Regions from separate parts of the Homo sapiens genome. Here region 1 is linked to region 2. Evidence: read pairs that join two places in POLR2A ChIA-PET (ENCODE). Cell type or tissue: MCF 10A. All regions are shown on one strand. Each heading gives the region's core, and the rest is flanking DNA. Links, peaks and the distances in the headings are about the cores only.

Evidence for each region. ChIA-PET counts read pairs that join two places held together with the same protein. Peaks named below come from ENCODE experiments on the same cell type or tissue, not always from the same donor. Only the 100,000 strongest peaks of a DNase experiment are listed, where the experiment ranks them.
Region 1: POLR2A ChIA-PET joins it to region 2 with 11 read pairs; 11 of 35 experiments call an interaction of 5 or more read pairs at or near these places.

Annotation. Positions count from the first base shown.
Region 1 is chr15:89,913,915-89,924,120 of GRCh38, forward strand. No RefSeq gene overlaps it. Among named protein-coding and RNA genes, the nearest start is that of ARPIN-AP3S2, 6.1 kb to the left of the region's middle. In MCF 10A, for the core only: no CTCF peak of the experiment used is centred there; DNase peaks (open chromatin) are centred at 2,367 and 4,017.
Region 2 is chr15:89,999,050-90,010,484 of GRCh38, forward strand. It overlaps ZNF710 (zinc finger protein 710), which reads left to right and starts at 2,275. Exons shown (of 5, transcript NM_198526.4): 1 at 2,275-2,565. MIR3174 (microRNA 3174) reads left to right here and starts at 7,706; the gene lies at 7,706-7,792. RefSeq lists silencers at 1,727-1,896, 2,305-2,473, 2,889-3,388 and enhancers at 3,088-3,856, 3,857-4,624. In MCF 10A, for the core only: no CTCF peak of the experiment used is centred there; DNase peaks (open chromatin) are centred at 5,852 and 6,292.

The DNA of each region.
Region 1 (10,206 bases), core at 2,020-7,019, 87 kb before region 2:
GCACTTTTGTTTTCAAAGGACCCTTTCTCCATTAAAAATTTTTTAAAAAATTATTATCTTACCACTGGGTTGGCATAAAGATGAATATATGAATTATATATATATATATATATTTTTTTTTTTTTTTTTTTGAGACAGTCTTCCTATGTTGCCCAGGCTGGAGTGCAGTGGTGAATCTTGGCTCACTGTAACCTCTGCCTCCCAGGTTCTAGTGATTCTCCTGCCTCAGCCTCCTGAGTAGCTGGGATTACAGGCACTCACCACCACACCCGACTAATTTTTGTATTTTTAGTAGAGATGGGGTTTCACCATGTTGGCCAGGCTGGTCTCAAGCTCCTGACTTCATGTCACCACCTGCCTCTGCCTCCCAAAGTGCTAGGATTACAGGCCTGAGCCACTGCTCCCAGTCTAAAGTGTTTTCTTCAACCTAAACATATATTTTTTTTTCTGCATCCAATCATCCATTACTAAACATATTTTTAGGAAGAAAGAGCACCTGTAGTCCCAGCTACTCAGGAGGCTGAAGTGGGAGGATCACTTGAGCCCAGGAGTTTGAGTCCAGCCTAGGCAACATAGCGAAACCCTGTCTATTAAAAAAAATTAATGAAATTAAATTTAAATTTTAAAAGAATAAAAACATTTTGTGGACCGCTAAAAGTATGATGGGCCTAATGGATGAGTCAGCCCCACTCCTAGCTGGCCTACCTGGCTGCCCGGTGTATGTCTGAGAAGGAAAAACATAGAAAAGCCCTACTGGAAAGCCCCTCTGGGTAGAACTGTCCTTTGGCCCTCTCTGCTCAAAACCCTCCAGCTGCTCACAGCCACCTGGCTGGCATGTCCTCCTCCTCTTTCCCTTTTCTGTGTCACGTTCCCCCTCACTGTGGCTCCAACTGCACAGCCATCCATGGTAGCCACTAGCCACATGTGGCTACTTAAATTTCGATTCTAACTGATTAAACCTAAATTAAATGTAAAACTCAATTCCTCACTTTCACTAGCCACATTTTTAAGTGCTCAATAGCAACGTGTGTTTAGCGACTACAAGACACAGAACATTTCTTTGTTGCAGAAAGTTGTATTGGACAGGGCTGCTCTAAATCCTCTCAGGAAGAGTCATCTGCTTATTAGGCTCTGCAACTTCACCCCATCGGCACAATCTGCAGGCCAGGCACCAGCAAGACAGAGGAACCCAAAAGAAGAAAAGGAAAATTTTTGGAAAGGTTTTGACATTTATTTCCTAAAAAGCATCAATCATCACGGGAAAAAACCCCAGAATTTTGTTGGACTTTCTTCCATGTATTTTGCAGTTTAATAATGTCTCTATATTAAATTATAAACCACAAGGTACCATGGAGACAGTATCAAGTTATCTTCGATTAACACCATTCAACATTTGATTCCTACACTAATTCCTCTTGCTTTGTGTTCCTCCTCATCATCAAACTTTCCAAAATGTCCAGTTTTTTGTTGTTTGTTTTCTTGAGGCAGAGTCTCACTCTGTCACCCAGGCTAGAGTGCAGTGGTGCAATCTTGGTTCACTGCAACCTCTGCAATTCTCCCACCTCAGCCTCCCAAGTAGCTGGGATTGCAAGCGTGCACCACCACGTGCAGCTAATTTTTTTTTTTTTTTTTTTTTTTTGAGATGGAGTCTTGCTCTGTCACCAGGCTGGAATGCAATGGCGCAATCTTGGCTCACTGCAACCTCTGCCTCCTGGGTTCAAGCGATTCTTGTGCCTCAGCCTCTCGAGTAGCTGGGATCACAGGCATGTGCCACCATGCCCCGCTAATTTTTGTATTTTTAGTAGAGACGAGGTTTCACCATGTTGGCCAGGATGGTCTCGATCTCCTGACCTCAGGTGATCCGCCTGCCTCAGGCTCCCAAAGTGCTGGGATTATAGGCATGAGCCAGGGTGCCCGGCCCTCTTTTTTTTTTTAATTGTTAGCAGAAGCAAATTTACAGCTACAGACACCAAAACTTTGGGCCTCTCAGTTCCATGAGCCCCTATTGAGGCCAGTGTTGGAAGGTTCTCATAATGTGTTCACATGGGCATCCGCTTTTGTAAAATTTTCATAGTTAAGGCAATTTTGCTTCAAGCAGAGACTACTTTTTTGCTCAGAATTCTCTTTTGCCTCATGTCAAGTGATGGTGGTGTAAAATATGAATGAGGGGAAACTGACATGGAATACATTTAGTTTGGGTTTAGTGGAATACATTTATGTGGTCTGTACTCTTCTCCACCTATAATTAAATTATAGCCAGCCATCCTGGTGTAGAAATATCCTACCTCCCTCTGTGCCAACTCATCTGGCACAGAGCACAAAGTGGGTGACATGAAGGAGCAGGGCCAGAGGTCACATCTCAGTAGAAATGTGCCCTACAGTGCCTGGCACTGAGATTTTGTGGGTGCTGGAGAAGGAACAAAGTGTGAATCATAATGTGCCAGAAGCTGGTGTGTAGTAGAAAATTCTTTGGGCCGGGCGCAGTGGCTCACGCCTGTAATCCCAGCACTTTTGGGAGGTTGAGGTGGGCGGATCACTTGAGGTTGGGAGTTCGAGACCAGCCTGCCCAACATGGTGAAACCCTGTCTTTACTAAAAATACAAAAATTAGCCAGATGTCATGGTGCACGCCTGTAATCCCAGCTACTCAGGAGGCTGAGGCATGAGAATCGCTTGAACCTGGGGAGACAGAGGTTGCAGTAAGCTGAGATCGCACCCTGCATTCCAGCCTGGGGCACAGAGCGAGTCTCTGTCTCGAAAAAAGAAAAAAAGAAAAGAAAATTCTTCCAGTTATCAGACAGATGAAATTATAAGCAGAAGATTCTCCTTAACTGTAGTCAAAATCAAAGTTCTCTCAGGAATGTCTTCCCTAAAACTGCGCATGTAATTATACACATACCAACCATTTTTCTCCCTGTCTTTTGATGGGCATCAGGCAAAATCAAATTTATCAGGATTCCTGTGTAGGACACAAATGTCTAGCAGTAAAACAAACAGAAAGTGCATTTGTGTGTGGAGTCTTAGACTGTATGCATCAGATCGCATCTTAGCATATCTGACACATCTTGTCCTGACAAAGTCTGGTGGTTCCAGAAGAAATAGCATGCCAAATTGCCACCAAGGCAGTGAAAAAAAAGCCTGAAGAAATTACATACACACCACAGAGCGAAAGAAAAACAAAGAAATCGCTGAAGAGAGAAAGCATAACATGATGCCAGAATGAAGTCCAAACCTATCCATCACATCACATCAATAAATGCAAATGGAGTAAGCCTAGTTTGGAAAGAAAATCTATGATATGCCTTTAGATCAGACATCTATTTCTTTTCTTTTCTTTTTTTTCTGAGACAGAGTATTGCTCTGTATCCCAGGCTGGAGTGCAGTGGTGTGATCTCAGCTCACTGCAACCTCCACCTCCCAGGTTCAAGCAATTCTCCTGCCTCAGCCTCCCAATAGCTAGGTTCAAGCAATTCTGCCTCAGCCTCCCAAGCAGCTAGGATTACAGGCGTGCATCACCACACCCAGCTAATTTTTGTATTTTTAGTAGGGACAGGGTTTCACCATGTTGGCCAGGCTGGTCTCAATCTCCTGACCTCAGGTGATCCACCCGCCTCAGCCTCTCAAAGTGCTGGGATTACAGGAATGAGCCACCATGCCTGGCCTAGATCAAACATCTCTTAATGCCATTCAGAGCCTCTTGGCCTCACATTCTTCCCAGGCCTTTGACCTATTCTGTCTTCACCTCTCTGTAGTGATCAATTCTGCCTAGGGCTCCACTGATTTCACATGGAAACAATCCCTCATGACAGCAATATGAGCATTGTTACTAGTGGTAAGTGGTTCATGATAACCCTTGGCACGAAGTGGCAACAAAATTATTAAGGTTCTCACCTGTAGTTCATTGGGGGTGAGCTGTAGGTGGAGAGTGAAATTGGGCAGGTAAACGGGGCATCTGTGGCATTTGACTGGTATGGAGCAATGATCATTACAAGAAATGTTGAGTAGGCTAGCTTTTATTTGGCCAGGTGTGGTGACTCATGCCTATAATCCAGTGCTTTGGGAGGTCAAGGAGGTAGGATCACTTGAGGCCAGGAATTCAAGACCAACCCACGCACCACAGTAAGACCCTGTCTCTACAAAATTTATTTATTTATTTATTTAGCCAAGCAACAAAAACCTTTATTAACATTTTGAACACTTTTAGCTATTATTGAAACTGGTAATTTTACAAAAAAGTTTTTTTTAATTAGCTGGGTATGGTGAAATATCCCTGTAGTTCTAGCTACTCAGAAGGCTGAGGTGGGTTTCGAGACCATTCTAGCCCAGGAGTTTGAGGCTGCAGTAAGCTGTGATTGCACCATGGCACTCCAGTCTGGGCAACAGAGTGAGACTCTGCATCAAAAAAATAAAGAAAAGAAATGTAGGGTAGACCAGCTTTTATTAACAGCATTGAAACCTTACAAAAAAGAAAATGATAGTCTCAGGATAGCTAACAGCCAACTTTAGATATGTACAAGCCATGGGGAGGCCGGGTGTGGGGACAGGATACAATCATTTTAGAAAACTTTTTTTTTTTTTTTTTGCGGGAGACCAGAGCCTTATTATTTATTACTCAAATCAGTTTCTAGAAAACTGTTTTGGTATCTGTGAAAACCGAACATAGGCAAACCTTATGAGCCAGCTATTCCACTCCCAGGTATACAACCAATAGAAACATTTACATATGTACACCAAGAGATATAGACAAGGCCAGGTGCAGTGGCTCACACCTGTAATCCCAACACACAAGGTGTGAGAATCCTTTGAGCTCAGAAGTTTGAGACCAGTCTGGGGAACATAGTGAAATCTAGTCTCTACTAAAAATAAAAGAAATTGGCTGGGCCTGGTAGATTATCCCTGTAGTCCCACCTACTTAGGAGGCTGGGACAGGAGGACCCCGAGCCAGTGAAATGGAGGCTGCAGTGAGCTCTGGTTGCATCACTACACTCCCGTCTGGGTGACAGAGCAAGACCAAATCTCAAAAAAAAGGAGGAGGATCACTTGAGTTCAGGAGTTCGAGACCATCCTGGCCAACATGGTAAAACCCTGTCTCTACCAAAAATATAAAAAATTAGCCGGGCATGGTGGCACACGCCTGTAAACCCACAGCTACTCAGTAGGCTGAGGCAGGAGAATTACTTGAACCTGGGAGGTGGAGGTTGCAATGAGCCGAGATTGTGCCATTGCACTCCAGCCTGGGCAGACAGAGCGAGACTCCACCTCAAAAAAAAGATATATACAAGAAAATTTATAGAGGCTGGGTGCAGTGGCTCACACCTGTAATCCCAGCACTTTGGGAGGCTGAGACAGGAGGATCACGAGGTCAAGAGATGGAGACCATCCTGGCCAACATGGCGAAATCCCATCTCTACTAAAAATACAAAAATTAGCTGGGCATGGTGGCGCTTGCTTGTAGTCCCAGCTACTCAAGAGGCTGAGGCAGGAGAATTGCTTGAACCTGGGAGGCAGAGGTTGCAGTGAGCCGAGATTGCACCACTGCACTCCAGCCTGGCGACAGAGCGAGTCTCTGTCTCAAAAAAAAAAAAAAAGAAAGAAAGAAAGAAAATTTATAGCAACACTCTTCATAATAGTTCAAAACTGGAAACAATTCAAATGTCTAGAGAAGGTAGAATTTATAAATAAATTGGCATGTAGTCCTACGATGGAATATGATACAGCCATAAAAATGAATGACTGATTGCAACTCACAACATGAGGACTGTCATAAATAGAATGTTGTAGTAAAGAAGATAGTCACTAAAGAATTCATAGAGCTGTAGATTATATCGTTTCATTTATGCAATGTTAAAAAGTTAGGTAAGACTAAACTATATTGTTTGGAAATAAAAGCTTGGGTGGTTATATTCTAAAAGAAAAGCAAGGAAGTTATCTTTGTGGAAGGGGAAGTAGTGATTAAGAGAGCCCAGAGGAGCCAGGCATGGTGTTGATCATGCCTGTAATCCCAGCACTTTGGGAGGCTGATGCAGGAGGCTTGCTTGAGCCCAGGTGTTCAAGACTAGCCTGGGCAACATAGCAAGACTTCATATCTACTAAAATTAAAAAACCTGTGGTTCCCAGCTATTTCGGGGACTGAGGTGGAGGATCAGTTGAGCCTGGGATATAGAGGCTGCAGTGAGCCCTGATTATCCCACTGCACCTTAGCCTGGATGAGAGAGTAAGACTTTGTCTCAAAAAAAAATAGCCATGGGGAGCTTTGTGGCAGTTTTTAAGGAGACTCATTTCCTGAAGCTTCAGGGACAACTGCTAAAAATCGGGCTCAGTATCTGATGACGACAGAGCTGTCAAAGAAGCCTGAGTGTGCAGCCTTGATAGGTCTCCTGTCAAATCACGGCTCCTCTAGGAAAAAAGTGAGGCCCTGGGCTGGGGACCTGGGGTGGATGAGCCTGAAAACCCTGAAAAGCCTGAACTGGAAAACTTGAATATGAAACTTGCACACAACAATTAGGTGGAGATGCCAGAACTTCCTTGACAGTATTGAAGAAGAGGTTATGAGACTCAGGGAGAGAGCAATGTTAAAATGGATTTATTGTCTAGGACCTGAGGACCCACCATCTAACTATACCCAGGCAGCCCAGAGGCAACAAGGGAAGTCAGGTATCTTTGAGATGCCCTGTGGGGTTGATAGAATAGATACTACCATGGAACTAGACTCCCAAGTAAAAGGAGATGATGGGATTTGGGAATGGCAGGGGCCTAGTGGCCACACTTACCTGCCAGGCAAGGTAGATGTAATTGTCAGAAGGAGCAGCCAGGCTAGAGTAGGCAATTAGGATGCCTGGACAAGCTTTATGGTACCAGGGTCAAGATAGGTGGACTGCCTCTGAGCATGATGTTCAATTTGTATTAAAAAACAAACACAGGCTGGGCACGGTGGCTCATGCCTGTAATCACAGCACTTTGGGAGGCCGAGGCGGGCAGATCATCTGAGGTCATGTGTTTGAGACAGCCTGGCCAATGTGACGAAACCCCGTCTCTACTAAAAATATAAAAATTACCCCAGTGTGGTGGCGCACGCCTGTAGTCCCAGCTACTCGGGAGGCTGAGGCACAAGAATCACTTGAACCCAAGAGGCGGAGGTTGCGGTGAGCTGAGATCATGCCACTGTGCTCCAGCCTGGGCAATAAAGTGAGACTCGGTCTCAATAAAAATAAAAACAAAAACTAGACCTGATGGGTAAAAGACTGATGCTCACTACAATAGAAAATTACACTCCCTCATCCATTTCCAGGCCTGAGTCAGTTTTCAGACACAGAGTCCATTGATTGAAGGAGAGGCTGTGCCCCCTCGAGGAACACCATCACATGTATATATGTAAATAGTCCTCGCTGGGCGTGGTGGCTCACGTCTGTAATCCCAGCACTTTGGGAGGCTGAGGCGGGTGGAATACCTGAGCTCAGGAGTTCGAGACCAGCTTGGGCAACACAGTGAAACCCAGTCTCTACTAAAATACAAAAAATTAGCTGGGTGTGGCGGCATGCACCTGTAGTCCCAGCTACTTGGGAGGCTGAGGCAGGAGAATTGCTTGAACCCGGGAGGCAGAAGTTGCAGTGAGCCGAGATTGCACCATTGCACTCCAGCCTGGATGCTGGATGACAGAGGCTCCGTCTCCAAAAAAAAAAAAAAAAAAAAAAATAGTTCTCTAGACTTGCCCCTAGAGGGATCATGGTCATTTAATCAAATAACTGCACAAGGGAAAAGAGACTACCCAGAATTTTATTTATATTATTAATTTTTTAAATAGAGACAAGGTCTTACTATGTTGTTCAGGCTGGTCTTGAACTCCTCAGCTCAGCAATCCTCTTGCCTCAGCCTCCCATAATGTTCTGAAATTACAGGCATGAGCCACCAGCCCGATGCTTTTTTTCAAAAAAAAATTTTTTTTTTTTTTTTTGGAGACAAGGTCTCACTCTGTCGCCCAGGCTGCAGTGCGGTGGCATAATCATAGCTCACTGAAGCATCAACCTCCTAGGCTCAGGTGATCCCCCCACCTCAGCCTCCCAAGTAGCTGGGACTACAGGTGCATGCCACCACACCCAGCTAATTTTTGTGTATTTTTTGTAGAGATGAGGTTTCACCATGTTGCCTAAGTGGGTCTCAAACTTCTGGACTCAAGTGATCTGACCGGTTGGCCTCCCAAAGTGCTGGAATTACAGGCTGAGACACTGCGCCTGGCCCATAATTTTAAAGGATTGTTAAATATGGGTCTGAGCTGACGCTGATACCAGGAAACCTGAAATGCCATCATGGCATTCTTAATAAAGGAATATGGAAGTTAAGCAGTGAATGGAGTTTTGATCCAATTCTATTTCAGTTGGTCCAAAGTGTATCAGGACAATTGACTCTCAAATAGATAAGTGATACAAATTTAAAAGAACTGTAAAAATACTAAAAAATAAATAAATAAATAAATAAATAAATAACTTTAATAGTTTCATTGTGGATGGCTTTTCCTTTTTTATTTCTTTCCTCATATTTTTATTTTTATTTTTATTTTTTTGAGATGGTGTCTCACTCTCTCACCCAGGCTGGAGTGCAGTGGCGTGATCTCAGCTCACTGCAACCTCTACCTCCCAGGTTCAAGTGATTCTCGTGCCTCAGCCCCGCAAGTAGCTGGGATTACAGACATGTGCCACCATGCCTGGCTAATTTTTGTATTTTTAGTAGAGATGGGGGTTTCACCATGTTGGCCAGGCTGGTCTCAAACTCCTGACCTCAAGTGATCTGCCCGTCTCAGCCTCCCAAAGTGCTGGGATTACACGCATGAGCCACCGTGCCTGACCTTTTTTTTAAAGTGACAGGATCTCACTCTGGAGTAACTCACTGCAGCCTTGAATTCCTGGGCTCAACTCTCAGCCTCCCCAGTAATGGTGGTGTGCACACCACCATTTCCAGGTAATGTTTAAACTTTTTGTAGCACCACTGTGCCAGGCCTGGGATGGCTGTTGTAAACAAAACTTAAAGTTTCAGCTATTAAAAAAAAAAAAAAAAAAGGCCAGCTCGGTGTCTCACACCTGTAATTCCAGCACTTTGAGAAGCCAAGGTGGGAGGATCGCCCTAGCCCAGGAGTTTGAGACAAGTCTGGGCAACATAGTTCGACTCCATCTCTACAAATAATTAATAATTAGCCAGGCGTGGTGACGTGTGCTCATAGTCCCAGCTACTCGGGGGGCTAAGGTGGGAGGATTGCTTGAGCCCTGGAGATTGAAGCTGATTGTGCCACTGTACTCCAGCCTGGGTGACAGAGCAAGACCTTGTTTCAAAAATTAATTAATTTGGTCGGGTGCGGTGGCTCACGTCTGTAATCTCGGCACTTTGGGAGGCTGAAGCAGGTGGATCACTTGAGGTCAGAAGTTCAAGACTAGCCTGGTCAACATGGTGAAACCGTGTCTCTACCAAAAATACAAAAATTAGCCAGGCACGGTGGCACACGCTTGTAATCCCAGCTACTCGGTAGGCTGAGGCAGAAGAATTGCTCGAACCCAGGAAGCGGAGGTTTCAGTGAGCCAAGATTGTGCCACTGCACTCCGGCCTGGGCGACAGAGTGGGACTCTGGCTCAAACAAAATAAAAATAAAAATAAAAATAATTAATTTAATTATTTAAAAAAGAAATATTTGAATGCGAAATGACATGTACGTGAGTATTGTTTGAAATAGCAAAATACTAGAAACAACTTAAATGTCCATCAGTGGGGGACTGGCTAAACAAATAATGAAATATCAATTCAAAGAGAGGCTATGCAACCATAAAAAAGAATGAAGCATGTGCATACATGGCATACTGTACGTATGTGTGTGCATGCACAATATTAAATGATTTCACTTACTGTTAACTGAAAGCAGCAAAGTACAGTACAGTGTACTCAGCAGCCACTTATTTAATTGATATTGGCCTGGCGCAGAGGCTCATGCCTGTAATCCCAGCACTTTGGGAGGCTGAGGCGGGCGGATCATCTGAGGTCAGGAGTTCGAGACCAGCCTGGCCAATATGGTGAAACCCCATACTAAATACACAAAAATTAGCTGGGAGTGGGGAAACGCATCTGTAATCCCAGCTACTCAGGAGGCTGAGGCAGGAGAATTGCTTGAACCTGGGAGGCGCAGGTTGCAGTGAACCGAGATCTCGCCAGTGCAGTCCAACCTGGGCGA
Region 2 (11,435 bases), core at 3,770-8,769:
CTCTTGACAGTTCTAAGAACCTGTAATAATGTGCCGTCTTGCCCTGGGGCCTTTGGACAGACTGTTCTCTCCCATGCATTTGGCTAGCACAGCCTAATCTAGACACGACCTCCTCCAGGAAGCCACACCTGACCACCTTAGTCCAAGCACCCTCTTAGGAGCTTTCTTGGTTCACTCTTGCCTGTATCGCATGGCACTGAGGTTGCTGTCTTCTTTTCTTGCTCCTTCGCCTGCAAAGCCAAAGGCCAAAGCAAGGACTGCGTCTTGCTGATGATTCGGTCCTCAGCAGCCAGCACCTTCGCCGGCACGGGGTAGGTACTCAGTAGGCATTTGTTAAGTGCATGCTTGGCTCTAAGAGCTGCATTCTGCTTTTTTGGAGGATGCAGCTTGGGTGTACTAAGTGGGAGGCTGCAAGTGATGACGGAAATGTGGTTTCCTGCAGACCTGGGCAAAGGCCCTGGGGTCATTGGGGGCTCAGGGTGCTGATGTTAAAAGACCATGGTGTCCTTCTTGTTGAACCAAACTCTCAGGCTACTGTTTCCTCACTCCTCGTCAGAGACAAATGTGTTCTGAGTGACTGGAGTCATAGCTCAGAGCACCAGGAGCTGGTTTAGGGTGGGGCGAGGGGCCGTGGCCTTGGGGCTCTCGTTTCTAAAGGCCCAGGGCTCAGGGCTGGGGGGAGGGGTGAGGAGTGGCAGGTCGTGTCCCCGGGAGGCTGCAGTCACTGGGGGAGAGACAATGGGGCTCAGCATCTGCTCCTCCCTGGGAGAAGGGACCCTTCAGTGAAAAGCCAGGGAGAGCAGGGAAGTGTGGGAGGAATTGATGAGGAGAAGGGGTGGAGCCAAGGAGATGCAGCCGGGAGGAAGGAAGGGAAGGGAAGGAAGGGAAGAGGGAGGGGAGAGGATCCAGGCTTTCCTTCCTCCCGGTGACCTGGTCCTGAGCCGCAGCTTCCCTTGCATTGTTCCCTGAGTTTGCTCTCGGGGCCCACCGAGACCTCACGTTTCTCCCCCTGGCTGCAGCCCCAGTCCGAGGGCCCGGCATCCAGCAGGTGCTCAATACTTACTTGGGAAAATGACAAATGTGACCAACTTTGCTTTGGGAACTTTCCCCCGTCTTCTCCCCACTCCTCCGGAGAACCCGAGGACAGAGCAGGTCTTGGGAGCACGCCCGGGCGCCCCATGAATAATTGACCCTTCCTGGCGGCACTGCCCGGCTCTGTCCGAGGGCTCCGGACCCGCCCTGCGTTGCAGTCGAGAAACGGCTCGGAGTGGCGGGTGTTCTGGAGGTTGGAGGCCTGGTGTCCGGCCTGCGCCGGAGCTGGAGGGCGGCGAGGCTGTGCCAAACCCCGCGGCCCCTCAGGGAGCCGAGAGGGACCTGACGGCCGCGCTGCCAGCGACCACGCCTCGGCGCCCCCCAGCAGTGCGCCCCGGGGCCGAGGCCCAGGCCCTGGGCTCGGGGACCCCGCCAGCCCGCCGATCCCAGCAGCTGCCCTGAGCCCCTTCTCCACCCGGGCCCTGGCGCTCGGAGCCCGCGCCGCTCCCTCGAGTCAGGCCGTCCAGGGCTCTGCTAACAGCTGTTTAAAGGCTTTTGCTGTTCAGTGCTCTGCGGGGATGTTTGTTCCAGGCCCATCTGCCTACTTTAAAAATACATAAGTGAAGCACACACACCCAGCTTGCCACCTCTGGCTGGGGAGGGGCGGGCTCGGCGGCCCTCGCTCGCACTTGGGAAGGAACCGGCACCCAGGAGCCGCACCCGTGCCCCAACACCCGCACCGGCTCTCCTCTCCAGAGGACGCCCCTGGCTTCCCTTGGGGGGGGCGGGGCGCAGGGCCCCCGGGCCCCCTTTGTACCGGACAGGGCCGGGCCCCCCATTTCCAAGCGAGGTCTGCCTCTTCCCCGCTTCAGTTAATCTTTGTTCCCCTTTTCTGCTGAGAGGAGAAAAAAAAAAGAGAGAGAGAGAAAGAAAGAAAAGAAGGAAAAAAGGCGTGACTTGATTTTCAAACGAAACTCCCACAGCAAACAAAACCCTTTTAGAGAAATAAGAAAGGAGGAAGAAGGAAGAAAAGAGGGAAGAAAAAAACAGGAGAAAGAAAACCCTTCAGGCTTTCAATTCGAGTGGGAGAGTTGAACCGAAAGAAAGAGAAAGAAAGGAAGAAAAATCCTCTGCGGTAGAAAGAGAAAAGAAAACTTGGGCTGACAAGAGGGAGGTGTTGGGGGTGGAAGGAAGTGAGAAAACAAAAGAGAGATAAAAGGGCTGCTTTTCTGTCTCTCTCTTCCTCTGCGAGCTGGCTTAGGAGGAGCTGTTTTGCATCCCTTCACGTCAGCCCTGCCTCATTCCCTTCTTCCAGGGAGGGAGAGAGCGCGAGCGAGAGAGCGAGCGAGAGGAGGGGGGAGAGAGAGAAAGAGAGGAGCCGGAGGGAGGGCGGCAGGAGCAGGCGGCGGGCGCGCGTGGAGGCGGGCGGCGGGCGCACAGCAGCAGCCCGGGCGGTGGGCAGCCAGGAGCCCCCGGCCCGGCCCGGCCCGGCCCGCCGAGGGCCCCAGCGCAGGAGCCGCGCCCGGACCCAGGGTGAGTGTCCCGCGCGGCCCCCCGCCCCAGCCCCAGCCCCAGCCCCGCAGCCCCGCGCTGCCGGCCGGCGGGGGCGCGGGGGGCGCGGGGGTGGGTCGCTGCGGCCGCGGCCGACCCGCCCCCCGCCTCTCCCTGGGGACGGCCGCGCGCAGGCCCGCGCCGCGCTGCAAACATGTCGTCTTTTCCTTTCACTTCCACATTCCCTCATGCCGGAGAGCTGGAGGGAGAGAGGGAGAGCCGGGGAAAGAGGGAGAGATGGCGTCTGGGGTGGGGGGGAGGGAGAGGAGGGGGAGGGGGAAGGGAGAGGGAGGGAGCGAGCGAAAGAGGGCGAGAGGGAGGAGAGCGCGCGAATGAGAGAGAGAGAGAGAGAGAGAGAGAGAGAGGCAAAAATGAAAGGAAAGCGTCGCGGCGGCGGCGGCGGCGGCGCGGGAGGCCCGGGAGGCGACGGTGGCGGAGGCTCTCGGGCCCGCACGTGGGTGTCCCGGTGCTGGGTGCGCTCCCCCCACACCCGGCCCGGGACTCAAAGTTTCACCCCCTCGCCGCCCCGCCCCTACGGCTGCCCACAAACTTTATTCTCGGAGCGGGTGGGGTTGTTGCGCGTCCCAGCCGGCCGGGGGTGGGGGAGAGCTGAGCGCGCCGCTGGCGGGGCTGGGGGCGTCCCCGAGGGCCACTGGCCGCCGCACGCTGGGCGCCGCGGGATCTCCGCCGGGACAGCGTCGGGGCGCCGCGGGCCGGGGACCCAGGACCGGCGCTCGCTGTCTGGGGGCGTGGGGGTGGGGGTGGCGGGCGGGGTCCCTACGGCCCGTCTTGAGCCTCCCGCGGCTCAGCCCCCCTTCCTCCTCGTCGCCCTCTCTCCGTCTTCTCGCGGTCATTTTCCTAATTGGATGGAGCTGTGGGGCGTGAGCACCAGCGTCAGATCGGGGCCCTCAGGCTACCAGGTGGGCGCGCGGGCTCGGGGACCGACGGGGCAGCCCCAGCCTCCCCACCCTAGGCGCACAGATCCCGCAGATCCGGCCCTTGGGCCACCGCCCCCTTCACCGCGGACTTGCTAACTAGTGCGTATCGGGTTTTTTTCCAACTTGCCTTTTAAGATGACTTTTATGGGCGCTGCAACTGCTTCCCTCCAGTCTAAGCTGTAGTTTGGAAAGATTTAAGAGGCCAGGGAGGTGCTTGTGTGGATTTTAACCAACCTGAAAGGGTCATTCATGTATCTCTAGGATTTGCGAGACGGTTAGGGCAAGGCGTAGCAGTATCCGGGGTGCCTTTTCTTTTTTCTTGATATGGAGTCTTGCTCTGTCGCCCAGGCTGGAGTGCAGTGGCGCGATCTCGGCTCACTGCAGCCTCCGTCTCCCGGGTTCAAGCGATTCTCCTGCCTCAACCTCCCCAATAGCTGGGACTACAGGCGCACGCCACCACGCCCGTTTAATTTTTAATTATTTTTAGGAGAGACGGGGTTTCACCATATTGGCCAGGCTGGTCTCAAACTCCTGACCTCGTGATCCGCCCGCCCCGGCCTCCCAAAGTGCTGGGATCACAAGGACTCTTCGAGGTACTCGTCCTACTGGGTCTGAGGGAGGCCTGCCGGGCAATCCAGTGAGGGACCAACGTCATGGCCCACCCTTGAGCTGCAGGCCGAGTGCCCACCTGCAAAGGGCACCCTGAGCACCTTTCTTGCTGTGCAAAATGGAAACTCCCGGCCGGTATCGACCTGCAGTGTACATAACTAGTCCCTGTGGGCATCTGGGAAATTCACAAAACTCCCCCACAGGTGTGCGGAGAAGGACTTTGTGCTCTTGGGGGTCACTCAGCCAGCTTTGAAGCTGCCCTCTCAGTCCTGCATTTGTACACGTGTAAGTAAAACCAGTCAAAGTTCATTTCTGCCAAGTAGAGGGCTGGGGGTCTGTGTCCCTATTGCATCTTCACCAGGGGGCCTAGAGAACCAATGGGGCCACGTGGGAGAAGGGAAGAAGAAAACCGTTCTTAACTCGTTAGATAAGAGACAGTGTATTCCTAATGTGATCAAAGCCGATGGGGCTATCTGGTTTTGACTTCTGAAAACCTAGAGTGGCCATTCCTTTCTCATTTGTTTTAAAGAGAATGTTATTTTCTATACTTTCTCATTGGTTTTATTAGCTGACCCTCAGGCCAGGGTAACTGTGCTGGGTACCTGCCAGTCTCGGAGCAGAACCTCTGATCGGTCATCTGTAGCTCCAGAGAGGTGCCCACCTGGTGCCCCAGTGACCTTCTGGAGCTGGCTTTCCTGCATGAGGGCCGTGGGGATAGAGCTGCTTTCTTTTGGGTAGGGGGAATTGGATGTTTGGGTCACATTTTCTTCCTCCAGCCTGGCCTGGTTGCCTGTGTCTTGGTGGAGGGGGCTGCAGTGAGTTGAAGTGGGACGCGGGCTCACTTGCTTGTCTTCTCAGAGCTGATACCTGGGTGAGTCCTCAGCCCACGGTGTGTGGTCAGCGGGCCATTTTTCCAGGGCTTGGGTCATTTCCATTCCAACCAGGCATTTCCTACCAGGGAGACTTATTTTAGGCTCACTGTCTAGAGACAAGGAGACAGACAAGGTCTGGAATGGTTTTTGAGTTGGAGGAAGGGAGACTAATGGGACCACCAGAGATTTTGCACTTCTATTTTAGGTTTGCCTTGTGGCCCAGAGATATTTCTAGCAGAGTTGTGTTTGGAAAGAAGCACAACTTCTTTCTAGAAGGGAGTAAATAAATAAATAAAGGAGGAGTCCAGCGCATCTTGGAGGAGACAAGTGAAGTCAGCTCCCTGGCCCCACCAGTGCTGATGCTTGGCGCAGGCTCATAATCTGGCTTGCTGACCCCTCCCATACCCTCGTTCCTCAGGCCTAGCCAGGGCCTAGCCCGCGGCAGGACTCATTATGTTGAAATAAGGAATCTGTGAATGTGCTGGGCCTGCTGTTAATGGTGCTTGCTCCCAGCCCTTTGACTTCAAAGCTGGAAGAAGGCCTTAGAGATTGTCTGAAAGCAACTGAGGCAGGAAGAAAGCTCTGTACCCAGGATTACACAGTAAGTGGCAGAGCCAGCACTCAACCTGAGCTTTCAGAGCCTGTTCCCAGTGCTGTTTCTACAAGGCCACTGTCTCTGCTACTGCTGGGGATCCCGAATCAAGCTCACTTCAAAGAATGTAGCTATGAGAGCATGAAACCGTGCGCTCACGCCGCACACGAGTTGGGTAAATGGAGCGCCTCATTTTCCAGATGTGTTACAGAAACTGTGCTGGAGGATGTGACTGGCCAGTGAGACAACTAGGGGGAACTGGGTGATTCAGGCTGTTTCAACACTGACTTCTTCAAAGTCCAACAATCAGAGAAGCAGTTTAGTCATCGGGATTTTCTCACATCACACCATTTTTTGATCTGGAATGCTTTCTTCATACTTTGACTTGTATGTGATTTATTTAGGATTGGTCAGGAGAGAAGAGAAGGAGTGTAAGGACCCAAGACCTGAACTGATTTCCATCTGTGGGTTAAATGTACTAGAACGTTTGTGAGGGTAGACGTCTTTGCTTTGTTCATTGCGGAGCCCCTGTGCCTAGAATAGGGTCTGATCTATAGTGGGCCCTCAGTAGATACTTGCTGAATGAATGTACTGGACATTAGGGAAGATTTGCCTGCCAGAAGGAACCCATGAATGACACAGGCAGGGACAGGGAGGTGATTGATGGGAGCTGCAGAGTTGTGCTGTGAGTCATTGCTTCAAACAAGCTCCAGACAGGTGAGGCAGGAGGGGGCTGGGAAGAGAGGATCCTGAATGGGGTGGAGCCCCTGGGTGGAGACTTGTGCAAAACAATAGGTTTTTTTAGATTTTTTTTTTCTTTTTTTGAGACGGAGTCTCACTCTTTCACCAGGCTGGAGTGCAGTGGCGCGATCTCAGCTCACTGCAACCTTCGCCTCCTGGCTTCAAGCGATTCTCCTGCCTCAGCCTCCTGAGTAGCTGGGACTACAGGCATGCGCCACTACACCCAGCCTAATTTTTATATTTTTAGTAGAGACGGGGTTTCACCAGGTTGGCCAGGATGGTCTCGATCTCTTCACCTCGTGATCTGCCCGCCTCGGCCTCCCAAAGTGCTGGGATTACAGGCGTGAGCCACTGCACCCGGCCTAAAACAATAGGTTTTGAATTGGACTCAGAATATAGGGAGAATAATAATAATCATGTGTCTTAGGCCAGAATTATGCTACGTGCTTTGTGTATTTGTCTCTCTTAGTTCTTGCAGGTGCTGGCTCTTGCATTCTTATCCTCATTTGGCAGAGGAGTTAAATAACTTGTCCAAGGGCACAGAGCTGGTATCTAAACCCAGGCTGTCTAACTTCAAACTTTGCCTCTCAGGAACGATGATGTGGTCATATGTCTCTGCCCATGCCAAAGAGTTGGGCGTTCAGCACTTTGGGGTTCCTTGGAAGGACAGCAGCAGAAAAACTAAAGAAGAAATTGTGGGTCTGCAGCAGAGGGAGGCTGGTCAGGGAGTGTGCCTGAAGAGGGTTCACCCAGTGAGGCCTATAAGGGAATGCTTATTTTAGGGGCCTAACTGTTCCTCAAGCAGAGTGGCTGTTGTGAGATTAGGGCTATTTTGCACTTGATAAAGATGTAGGAGATCTTTTTATGGGCAAAGATTGCTTTTCAGGTTAAAGTTTAGTTGGCATATATTTGAAACTAGTGGGAATTTTAAAACTAAGAAATGTCCTTTTTGGCCTTGATACCACCAGAGGCTGTTTGCCACATGTGTAAACATTACCTGCCTGCTCCAGGATGCTGGCCCAGCCTGTTCCAGACCACAGCAGCTCCTCATTCATTGGCAGTCTGTGATGTGCTAGACACTGTGCAGGTCCCGTCCTCGTGAAGCTTGCAGTCTCCCTGGGAGGCAGGCATTAAACTAATAATTACACAAATACTCTTTAATTACAGTGGTTATAAATGCTTCAAAGGAAAAAGTACAGAGGCATAGAAGCCAGTAATCATGGAGAGGGGGAGGGGAGGCTTTCCTGAAGAAAGGACATTTAAATAGCCACCTGCAGTGTGGATGAAGAGGCTTTAACCAGGGTGGTACAGTTCATTAACCTTGATGTGAACCTTGCCACTCCATATGTGGTCCATGGACCAGCATCAGCGTTACCTGGTAGTGAGTTAGAGATGCAGAGCCCTGGGCTCCTCAGCAAACCTACTGGATCTGCATTTTAATTCACATGCATGGTAATGTCTGTAAAGCACTGATGGACTCAAAAGTACTGAAATGACAGGTTCTCAGCTTTGCTGGGAGCTCATTGGGTGACGCTGGGAAAGTCACCCTGGGGTGACTTCTCTGATGTTTGGCTTTTTCCAGTTTGTGCTGTCTACCTGCTTGTTGAGGGTGACCCACCCCTGTGTTGCTGTTGATGGAGACCCTGCAGACTCTAGTCCATGCTCTGGTCTGACTTCTGTAAGCACTGAAGATGGGCTGAACCATCAGAGCTTTTGATAAGGATCAGAATAATTCCCTAAAAGTGTGTGGAGCTGCACACAGAGATTGTCTTAAGGTGACCCTGGGAGGATTTGGCCTGAAGCAAGAGAAAAACTGGCAAGGGTCAAAAGGGCTTTGGGGAGGAAAGGTGTAACGTTTCTGCCAAAAGCGGAACCTAAAACGGGGAGAGAGAGGCACCTGCTCAATAGTTCCATGCATGGGAACATAATACTTTTAAGAATTGCCTCAGAGTTTTATCCCTGAGACCTTCACATCACTGTAGAGAAGACCAGACGGTTGAAATCAGGGGTCCTGGACTCTTGCAGTGTGTGGGTGGGCTTCAAGGGTCAGGGGTACTTGAAACTGTGCAGAAGGTTACATGTGTGCACTTTTCTGGGAAGAGGAGCCGTAGCTTTCACTGGCCTCAAGGGAGATTGCGGCTCTAAGAATTTGTCAAATGTCTTACTGGACTAACCTCACCCAACTCTCTTGTTATACAGCACATGCGATATGCCAGGCATAATTGTAAACACTTTATACATACTGTTAGCTCATTTAGGTTGAATACCTTTCTGGAGGTCACAGATCTAGTAAGCCTCAGAGCCAGGATTAGAACCCAGGCACTGGGGTCCCAGAGTCGCTGGTTGCAAAGCCTACCCTAGTAACAGGGCAAGCAGGACTAGGGGCGAGCTCTTTTTTGGTAGCACAGATGAAGAGGCTCACCCCCACCCCCACTTTACAAGTAAGCATCTCCCCAGTTGTTCATGTAAAACATAGAAAGCATTTTCCCAAGGAAGCACCTTGTGAATAGCTCCAGGTTGCCAGGCTAGCCCATGAAAGCCTGTATCACTGTTGGGCCCAACTCATGCTTGTTTGCAAAGAAAGTAATTAGAAAACAAAACTGCTGCCGCACCAAAGGCTAAATTAAAAATTCTAGAATTGGAAAGAAGGCACTTGAAGAATTGCACCCTTAAATCAGGGAGGTAAGGTGGCAACAGGAAATTGGGGTAGATTCTGAAAGGGAGGGATTAAAGGATGTTACAGCCAAAGCACAGCCAAATATATGTTGAATCAGCAGCTTCAAAAGGTAAAACAACTGTTTTTTATTACCTACTAATTAATGTGTATGGCTCACAGACCTGACCCTTCCCCCATCCCTAGTGCCTACCCCAAGTACAGAGGCCTTTTGTCTTTTCTCTCATTCATTTTGTGTTGTTTGAATTTTTATCCAGTATGTATTATCTTTATTATATACATGTAGTATATATATATGTATAGTACATATGTGTATATATATGTATATGTGTATATATGTATATAGTATACGTGTGTGTGTGTGTGTGTATATATATATATACATATATATATATGTATATATATATACATGAAGTAAAAGAACTATTAGAAGTGGGTTGGAGGCCGGGCACAGTGGCTCATGCCTGTAATCACAGGACTTTGGGAGGCCCAGGCAGGAGGATTGCTTGAGCCCAGGAGTTTGAGAACAGCCTGGGCAACATAGTGAGACCCTGTCTCTACAAAAAAGTTTTATAAATCAGTCGGTGGCACGTGTAGCTGTAGTCCCAGCTACTTAAGAGACTGAGGTGGGAGGATCGCTTGAGCCCAGGAGGTTGAGGCTGCAGTGAGCTATGATGGCCTCAGTGTACTCCAGCCTGAAAACCCTGTCTCAAAAAAAAAAAGAAAAGAAGTGGGTTGGTCTCTTTCGCAATCACCATTGTAAAGGATTTTCTGATATTAAATACATATGCTCTATTGTGTGTTTATTTCTGGGAGAACTAAGAAAACTGTTGGAAATGTGAGGATTTTTAGTGTAGTCGGAAGCTGAGAATAAGTGATCATATTGCGACCCAACTATTTTCCCTTTCTTCTTTCCCTGCCCCCAGCATGTTATATATATGGAATCGAAATGAAGTTAGAATGGTCACTACAGAAAGCAGGAATGTCCACCCTCCGCATTTAAATGGGAAACTATAACTTTTGTGATAACTCTTGGTTATGTGTGTTTTTGTCTTCTGGATGGTACCTGAAATGCCATCCCGGACCCCATCCCGTTCTCGGTGGGACTGCAAGGATATGGGCTTCCAGACTGGGAAGACTGTCCTGCATGTGTTTGGTAAAAGACAACGGCTAAAACCTGGGGCACATCAGAATGTCCTCGCAAGGACCAAGTCCAAGCTGGCCCCTTGAGAAGCATCAGGTACCCTTTGGAAGCTGGTAGTGCTGGTCAGTTTAATCTCACTCTGTGATGTCCGATCCTCGGGCCCTGGGCTCACAAGCCATCGCTTCCCATCGTGGCTCCATTCTGTAGCTGCAAATCACAAGACTGTAGACTTGCCATTACCCAGAAGCAGGTCACCTCTGAAATTCAGAACTCTTCCTGTCCTCCCACTACACAGCACTCCTTGAAGCAGCCCTGCCCACCCCTGCCCCAACCTGGGAAATCTGTGCCCACTTCCCTGGTCCATTCCCCATGTGCCCACCATCAGCCCCACTGCTTGTTCCTCTGTGTCCTGCCCTGGCTTCCTCCCTAGGTCTGGGCACCCCACATCCTCCTATGCCTTAATTCTCTACCTACAGCTACAGTCACACCTCTCTCTCCCTCCCCAACCCCAACCTGTGTCACTTCTCTTTACCCTAGGATTTCACAAAGAAGAGTCCACTCTGTCCCCACTTCCTCTCTCCCCCTCTTCTCCTTGCCAGCTCAACAACAGTGGAGCGTTTCAGCCCAGCCCACTCTCACTCCAGCTGGCTCTCCTAGAGGTCCCTGGCCACCTACTCATGCCCAGTGGCCCATCTTGTGTGACTTCCTCTTACCTGACTGCCCGGTGGCCCATCTTGTGACTTCCTCTTACCTGACTTCTCCATAGCAGTTATTGTCATGAATAGTCTTCTCCACCTTGGGTCTGGCTCATCACTCTGGGTCCTTTTCCTACCTCTCTCATCTGTTTTTTTGTACCATTCTTTCCTGTTGCTATGCTTTGGTGCCTTGGCCACAGTTCATTGCTACTTGCTTACCTACCATGACTGTGGTTTCAGCCTGTATAGGACTCTTGGCCTATGATCCCTGTCCTCATGTCTCCTGTAGACAGCCTAGGGCTGGATTTCCTTTTGTTTTTAATCTAGTCTGATATCTGTGCTCTTTAACCAGAGAGTTCAAGCCATTTGCATTTGTTATGGTTTTGGAAATAGATGGATTTCTTTTTTTTGAGACAGGGTCTCACTCTGTCACCTCGGCTGGAGTGCAGTGGCAGATCTCAGCTCACTGCAACCTCCGCCTCCTAGGCTCAAGTGATCCTCCCACCTCCGCCTCCCAAGTAGCTGGGACCACAGGCATGCACCACCACAGCTGGCTAATTTTTATTTTTTTTATTTTTTGTAGAGAT